Linked DNA regions of Mus musculus: region 1 is linked to region 2. A link is a loop called in an ENCODE intact Hi-C map of the cell type or tissue named here. Cell type or tissue: heart. All regions are shown on one strand. Each heading gives the region's core, and the rest is flanking DNA. Links, peaks and the distances in the headings are about the cores only.

Region 1 (4,398 bases), core at 214-4,213, 110 kb before region 2:
ATGATCATAGATCCTTTCTCCAAGAGAGTCTTGGAAGATTGGCTAAAATTCATATTAAGCATAATTCACTAATATGTATTTTATTAGGACTATAGTGGAGTTTTAGGAGAGGGTTGGGGAATTGAGGATCTGCTGAGTGATGGCCTTGGGCTGTTAACTGTGTCATTCTCTTGGAGGGCCAGCTGCTTTCATCTGCCCTGTTCTTTGGGTGTTCTGTAAGTTCGAGCCTAGAGCCCGAAATAGGAAATGGCCCACTGAGTCTTTTCAAGTAATTGGCTAGCAGCGCCAGGAAGAGGATTCATTGTAAATGCCAACAGTGATCTGCTGGGTTTAAAAGACGGGGGAGGCAGAGGAGACTTATTGACCAGAGGGAAAAAAAAAGCCTTGGCTAATTTGTGTAATCAGCTTTATCAATTTGCATAAATTGTGCATCAGGCTATATTCCTCTTGGGCATAATAAGTCCAAATTTAGTTTTTCTAATTTTAAAGTCATCAGTCTTTCTCTCCTTTTTCCTCCTTCTTCTATTTCTTTCTGGGACTTTATGGGTCACACCTCCACGCATCTGTCAGGTGGTCAAGTGTGCCCTTAGTTCACAAGGACCCAGCCAGAGCCTTGCTGTGGTGGCTAATCCTGCTATTAAAATTTGTCTAGCCTTGACCCTTGGTACTCCACAGGGCTCTATGTCTTTCTGATCCTTTTGCTATGCTGCTGCTCAGAACCTCCCACCATTTTTAACCTTTCCCGTTTTTCCAGCCTTCTACCTCATTCTTTTCAGACCTTGCCACATTCTAGATTTCTATCTTCTGAGCAGGCTTTCTGTCTCTGATTCCAACTGCTTCTCCCTCTCATTGTTCTCCTCTCAATGCCATAGCTGCCAAGGACTTCTCAAGAAAAGGTCTCAGAAGTCATTGTTTTTCCTTTGAGGCTGGGCAGTGCCTTTTTGTGATTGTAGGGGTATAATTGAATGCCCACCTATCCGCTTTTCTCCAATCCTCATTCCTCTCCCTGGGCCACTTCTGGGGTTCCTCACCGGCTTCCACTTTCAGTCTTGCCACGTGCCAGCTCATCCTCCACATTGCCAGCCTCGGAGCTTGAGCTTGGATCTGATTAAAGTCTAATCAGAAGAGGTGATCACAGGACTTGTTCCCCAACTTCAGCAATTACGTAACTGATGAATCTCCTTCAAACCAGCAAGCGTTCAGGAATAAACATGAGAAAACACTATTTTATACAGCATATAGATTACATAAGCAAGTTGAAAACATCAGCAACTCTGAGGGAGGTTTAAACCTATCTGCACTTCAGACACATAGCTCTGAGCTTTGGAAGACGAGGCCGCACTATGGCCTGGGCTAGACGGTATCATTAAAGGCAAAAGCACTGGGTTTGTGGACTGCTGCGATGACCCAGGCGGCGTCTCATCGGGTTTTATGCTGTCCAGAGGGCTGAACTTCTGACATAAAATCTTATCTCAAAGTTGCAAATGTGACCCTAATGTCCCTTTTAAAGCAGTGGCTGTTTGTGGTGCGGAGATGTTTAAGCTCCAGGCTTTACAAACAGTTCTATAATAGCATTAGCCTGAAGATTGCCCCTGCCTCTACTTCAGAACACCAGCATTTGCAAATCTGGGCATTTGCAGTTCTTTCTGATACACTCAGTGTCACTGGAACTGAAGCATCTGCTTCCAGAGGATAAACTTCGAGTTCTGCCCCAACCAGGGAGGGATAACACAGGAGCAAGAGGCTGAAGTCCTGTTATGTCCCCAGCCTCGGTCACTGCCAACCGGCTCATATTTCCTTTGGGCTCTAGCTATTTGGGCCAATCATTTTCATGGCTGGTTTAAAGAGCATGTGCCTAATTTAGAGCTGCTGACACCAGGCAGGGAACAGGCCACCTGGCAAATGCCTTGGGCTTTGAATGCTTCCACTGACTTGAAGCCCAGGCCAAGTTCCCCTCAAGTTGTACTGAGGTTTGTAAGCTTTTTTGGCAAATGCTGGGCTCAGACTGGACCAGGTAATCAGGGTTTCATGGTCCTCAGCTAGGTGTGAAATTTTAATCAAAGGGATTTTATTTTTGCAAAAATATAGCACACCACCAGAAATGTCACATAGAATTAAGCTTTGGCTTCACTGAGTTTTGAGATGGTACATCACAAAATAGCCAGCTTTGTTCTCTTTGGTAGGAAGGCAATAGTGTTAAAAATAAATGGGACTGGGGTAGTTCTACCCCCCCCCCTTAGTCTTATGGAAAAATACAACAATTTTAGTTCATCTACAATTTGGAAAAATACTTTCCACTTTAATTGTAAAATGGTCCAGGCAGTACTTAAGGTTCATTCTTTAAACACACTGTCCAGATCCAGGGGTTCTTGTGGGTTGGTATGGATACTGCTATTAGATCCAATATGTTTTCCAGGCTTGCTCCAGGCATCCAGAATTCATCTAGCAAGGCTTCCACAGCCTGATTGAACAACATACCTTAGCAACAACATATGAGGGCATCAGACCAAAATGAAAAGAATTTCTTACCCAACAAAACAAAGCCAGAACCATTTCCATTACAAAGAGAACTCAGGGCTCTGGTGAGGAAACAGGGACAGCTGCTAAGGTGGAGATGGACAGACACCTCTGTGGCTTGGTACATTGAATCCATCTGGGCCCACCCTAAGAGATGCTGGAGCATTCAAACACTCTGCCCTTGCTGCTGCTGCTGCTGCTGCTGCTGCTGCTGCTGCTGCTGCTGCTGTTGCTGCTGCTGCTGCTGCTGCTGTTAGTTCAAAAAGTCAGTTATAAAATGTTCCCTATTGCCAGTGTAATTCACATGAACACCATGTGAGTTAGTAGTTCAACTTCTCTCCTTGAACTTGGGCAAGTCAATAAGTCCTCGTGAGCTTTATGGAAGCATTGTCCTCTGGTTGAGATGTAAAATAGATGACTCGGTTTGAACACTGTAGCTCTGTACATATTTACCTGTGTGTTGATGGGAAAAGTATTCATTCTTTAGATACCATTTCAGCTGTGTTATGTTGGGAAAAGTACCCCCTGGTATGTGTGAGCATTGTGGTCATCAGAGAGACCCACACTACAGTCCCGCAGACATGGGCGAACCTTGCGGTGGAGCACCAAGGAAGCTGGCCTCAACATTCCAAGTTGGCCAAGCAAGTTCTGCTGTCTATTTCTTCTCAAGGGCCAGGCTTTCATAACAGGGGCTGGCCACTAAACAGGTCACTGCTTTCTCATTGAGGCCACTTTTGTAGATACCACGCTTCTTTGTCTAAGTTTGTTCTGTGCCTTTGTCTCAGATACCTCCACTTCTTTTTATAAAACAAATTATATTTGTTTGTTTGTTTATTGTGTGTGTGTGTGTGTGTGTGTGTGTGTGTGTGTGTGTGTGTGTGTGTGTGTGTATTTATACAGGCACACTAATGCCATGGCGTGTTGTGGAGGTCAGGAGACAGCTTTATAGCAGTCTATTTCTTCTATTTATCATGTGGATTCTTGGGGATTAGCAGCCAGCACTTGCCTCCTTGTTACCCTCTGGTTGCCTCTCTTTTCCATTGTCACAAATAACTTGACTCCCATCATTGTTTATCACAGTTCTAATGCTTTGAAATATATTTAAACAGATATGGCATTTCTCTAAGGGCTAAGGAACAGTAACCATTAAATTTTAATGTTTATTTTTCTACACATATGAATTAAAAATATACTGTGGATACTATTGGTAGCAAAGTGAGACAGAGCTAAACATGACAGCTTTTACTGGGAGTGGGCCAGCCTTTTCCTGGGAGCGAGCCTGGATTGGCCCAAGCTATTGAGTGTGACCCAAGTGCCCTACAAAAACACCTAGACAATGTAGAGAGCGCTTTGCAAGAGTCAGTTCTCCTACTGTGTAGATCCTCCTGGGGGTCAAACCTAGGTGATCAGGACTATGAGCAAGTTACTTAATCCATTGAGTCATCTCACTGGCCCTAAATAATTGATTTTTAATACATTTAATTGTCTACACATATGCATATACTTATACATATACTATATGTATATATATACTTTTACATGTACATATATATGTGTATGTATATCCATACACACATATACACACATACACACACATACATACACACAGTGCTAGGGGGGGGAACCCAGGGATCCATGCATGATAGGTAAGCAGTCTCAGCATGATAATTGTCCTTAATGCTCATAAACTTTCTCCTCATTCAGACCATCGCTCTTTGGTCACAAATGTACTACCCAGAACTGTTACAGCCCTGGAGGTAGGAAATGCAACCCACATCTCCCCTTGAGAACCTTATACACATTCTGAGACCGTGAAAACACTCGAAATGACTCAAGCATGATGATCCTGGCAATGTGTGCAGCAGAGCTTGTAAGAAGAGA
Region 2 (4,398 bases), core at 159-4,158:
AATGTAAGATTAAATGTGAAGGAGAACTTTATTTTTTTGGTTTTAATCCTGTGTTGGGGGAGAGTGGTGCAGGTGCCTGCATAGGCTCTGGACATTGCATTACAGCCAGGAAGTTGTGAGACAGCCAGTGTGCGTGCTAGGAACCAATCTCATATCTTCTGGGAGAGCAGTATGCTTTTTTTGACCACTGAGTCATCTCCCAAGCCTCTGAATTAGGACGTTAGACCCAGAAGCCCTGAAGTCAATCAGAGCTTATCAGAAACAGACTCAGGAGCCACCCATCCACCCCCAACCTGCTGAATCAGGTCCGATTATTAACAAGAACCCTCTGGAAATTCCTATGTACATGAAAGTCTGAGAGGTGCTAACTCCGAGCACAGAACACGTAAGTCAGACAAATAAATCCAGTATACTCATAAAACCTTCACTGAGAGATTCCTGAGTACAAAGCAATTCATCTTCCTAACATGATAGATAGCATGATGCCACGCCTATTTAGAGATGGAAGGGAAGGCATACATGCAATTTTAAATTATACAAAGGTTCCTTGTAGTTGCATGTTCTCATGTTTAGGGAGAAACATTATGGTTCCTTCATTTCCTTCTTTATAATCCTTGAACTAAAGTGGCCAAAGTCAAAATCAAACCCAGAGATCAAGAGGCACAGCTATATTGGGGGGGGGGGCGGGATTCCTTTTAACCCCAGGGCAGGTTTGAGTCTGCTTTACTTATTACCTCTCCTATGTACCTGATAACCACTACAAGTATTTCCTTTCAGATTTGGTGCAAGCTTCTACTTGTGGAGTTCTAACCTGCAGGGTTGCAGCTTCTCCCAAGAATCTCACATGTCACGTGCAGCTAGGTAGGCCTGTTCTCCAGCTTTATATTAAAACAACAAATTGGCACTCACCTGTGCCAAACCCACAAGTATTTGTACAATTAAGCAGAAGGCTTTGTAGTTAGAAAGGGATGTGGGTTCCTTCAAAGTCTGGCGCCAAGTAGATTCTTTTTTTCTCTTTTTGGTTTAACTAGATTAAATCAGATTAACAATATCAGATAAATAGGACAATTGGCAAGGTGTTCATCCGTAAGCTGAAGTGGTCTGTTTAATGGTGTCTAATTCAACAGCTCTTATACTTGGACAGTCTCACACAAGTAGCCTGTAGGGAAAAAAATGTATTGGGAAGTCCTTAGAATGAGAGATGTTTACTGGATTTTGAGAAAGTCAGCAATCCAGGAATATGTGAGAGGTGAAGCCTAGAGTCCTAGGAGGTCACCATGATGAAGACTTCTGACTCCAAGCTTTCTCAAACCCTTGGGGTGGTACCAGGTGCTAATCTTCCATGAATGGTCTGTGTGATGCAGTTTGACCAGAATGTAACCCTTGGTTTCTGGTTTCCTTGGCTAGTTACAATGCCAAATCAAGTCAGGATTCAATGGCAGCCAAATTCTATGCCTGGAGCAGATGCCCTATACGCCACCAGCTTCCTGTCCATGTCAGGCAGAAGCTAATCCTTGGCTTCCCTTCCAAAGGCTTAATTGCTCTAAGAAAAAAAAAACTCGAAATGTGAGGCAGTTGTGAACTGACCTTCCCACTTTTAAAGGAAAAAAAAAAAAAGAGGGGAAGGTGTAGATAAATTAGAATCTGGGTAGAGGGGACAAAGAAAATATTTTTGTTATCCTGGAAGGACAGTGCAGTGTGTCCTAAGGACTCTGACATACCATCCTTTGCTTAGACCAGATATAAAGGTGTTTGCATGAAAGGGGGGAAAAATCAATATAAAACTCCTATCATAGATCAGAAGTTTGATTGAATATAGGCCGACTGGCAAGTCCTTCTGAAAGCCCAGTCTGTGAGCTCTGCAAGAGAGACATGCTCACGTGACCCTGAACACAACATGAGCAGACTCGGCTGCATTTCCTATCATCTTCTCCACCACCGTGCATCCTCTGCATTATTGGACATTTTAAATCAGCAAGAAGCACACAGACTGCCCCATAAGGTTGAACACGAAGCCCACTCCTCTACTTAGCAAACTTGACCCTGATCCATCAGTTCCCTCCATTGCTTCACGGAAGAGGAAGTCTTTGTGAGAAGCCCCTGTAAGTGTGTAGCAGAGGTTTTCAGAAAAATAATGTGTTCGGTTTTTCTCATGCTATGTAGGGCTCAGCACCAAGGGGATTCAAAGAGAGCTGCCTTGGCCACAGTTAATCAAGAATTCTGTATCCGAAGGCACCTTCCCTATGAGCCTTTGCCTCATGCTACCTCACAAATCTGCAGAAACACACAGGTCCTGGCAGCCCATGATTAAATGTCCAGCCTTAACCTCCCTAGCCAGGCTCTAGTTTGGATTCCTTAGTGTGTATGTATCCATAGCAGAGGCCGCATGTATTACCCTCAGTTACCTACAGCCCCCAAAGGCCTGCATCAGGCATTCTCTGAGAAGAGCAGGCACAGCCTGAGCAAAACAACCGTGGGATGGCTTTATATCTCATGCTACAGTGATGACAGGCACATTGTAATTACCAGTTATTAATTATAGTTGCACCATGTAGCCAGTCCTTACAGAAAATAGATGTTTATTCAACTAACATTAATTAAGTTTAAAGCTTTTGATAGTCGAAGGAAAAGCAAACTTATTTCTGACTTCAGCCCATCATGCCTAAGAGCAGAATTGCCCCTGTTTTCTTCCTCTAGGAGGTCAAAGTCTTATCAGTGTTGGACAGTGTTGAGCACTGTTGTGCAGTCACCACAGTAGAAATGCATGACAGAAGTCAGGAATTTCATGGTGCAGAAGTCACATACCTGAGGGGAGAGGTTCTCCCTTCTTAAGTGTCCCCTGACTTTATGAAATTCATCCTGATGACATTAGGTGTGGCTATCCCTATACTCTTTACATCACCAGGAAGGCAAACTTTGGTGTGAAGTAAAGGTGTCCACATTTTCTGCATCTTGCTATTTCTTACAACTTGTGATGGTGTTCTACAGTCACTGTGCAAACACCCCAAAGGCCCACATCCCTCATACAAAATAGTTCAATAAAAGAATGACAATGTTTGATAGAACTGGTAGACTTGAGTACCAACAGGTGTCCTAGACCATTGACTTTGGCTTAAATCAATTGACAACACTGATAAGAAATCTAATGTTGGACAATTTTCTATTCTTCAAAGGTCCTCTTCTCAGCCTTTGCTTCTACATAGGAGTGTTCATACCTTGAGAGGACACCCAGGTTCTCAGACTGAACATGAGTTATTCAGAAGTGCATGTGACAAGCTGGTCCTTTTTCCTATAATACTAGAGACATTTTGTCTACTCTTTCCCTCAGTCAGTCCTCACAATCATTGGATAAACCAGCTGTTGTTACCATATTCATGTAATAGTTAAAATACTGAAATATGAACAAGTTCAACAATTTGCCTAAATTCAAAGGTGGGTGCCCTGGACTGGAACTCTCAGCTCCCAATAGAACACACAATACCTCCATTGCCAGAGCTTCTCTCCATCACCTCATCCAAGAGCATCCTGAAGTGCTATAAACTGCAGCTTAGAGGGTTAGAGTCTATGATTGCAGAGCGAAGGTATAATGGCAGGGGCAGTTAAGAGCTCACGTCTGGATCCACAAGCAGGAGGCAAAGAAGGAACACAGAGGATGGCATAAGTCCATTGAAACCTCAAACCCTACCCCAATGACATACCTTGTCTAACAAGACCACACCCCTAATCCTTCTTACTTCTACTAACTGGGGGCCAAATATTCAAACATATGAGCCGATGGGGGCCATTTTCACCATCACACCAGTTGGGTGGAAGACAGACTATCCCTTGAGGAAAGAGAAATGAAAACAAAGAAGCCCAGAATCCCTGGCAGATGTTTTAAGGTGGGCATTGCCCCTCATTATAGCTGAAAGAGAATCAAAGCTTAGATACCAATGTGTAACAATGGCAATAGCAATGAGAAGAGGAGCTCACTCTATGGATCCGCCATTGGTACCTGGGCTACTAACCCCAAAGTCAGGCTGTCTAAGTATTATCCAAGTCTTTGTTATGGCACAAAGCTATAACAGGGCCAGTGGTCCATGGCAGCAGACAGTCTACCTCTGTGAGGAGGAAACACTCCAGACCCAGCTGCCTGAGTAACCATTCCACCATGGCTTCGGAGTGTGCACTAATGCCTGCTGGGGCCTGGATCCTAGATGAAAGGGTGGCAGAAAATCTGGAGACACGCTTTTCACTGGAGAAGATGGGTAAAGGCAAGAAAGCTTTGTCTAGTGGCTTGGGCTCCAACTCTGACCCAACCATTCCCTTGCAGCCATGAGGAGAATCAGCTGCTATTTCTAATGGCCAAGGGTAGAGTTGCACAGCCTTCCCTGTGACTCATGTCTGAACTGAGCCAAA

Evidence for each region. Hi-C counts contacts between places; a loop is a spot of excess contacts. Peaks named below come from ENCODE experiments on the same cell type or tissue, not always from the same donor. Only the 100,000 strongest peaks of a DNase experiment are listed, where the experiment ranks them.
Region 1: it touches region 2 in a loop (2.2-fold over the local background); 1 of 42 quality-filtered maps calls a loop at or near these places.

The regions. Positions count from the first base shown.
Region 1 is chr17:51,545,360-51,549,757 of GRCm38, forward strand. No RefSeq gene overlaps it. Among named protein-coding and RNA genes, the nearest start is that of Gm31143, 13 kb to the left of the region's middle. In heart, for the core only: no CTCF peak of the experiment used is centred there; a DNase peak (open chromatin) is centred at 1,902.
Region 2 is chr17:51,653,259-51,657,656 of GRCm38, forward strand. No RefSeq gene overlaps it. Among named protein-coding and RNA genes, the nearest start is that of Gm31143, 120 kb to the left of the region's middle. In heart, for the core only: no CTCF peak of the experiment used is centred there; no DNase peak of the experiment used is centred there.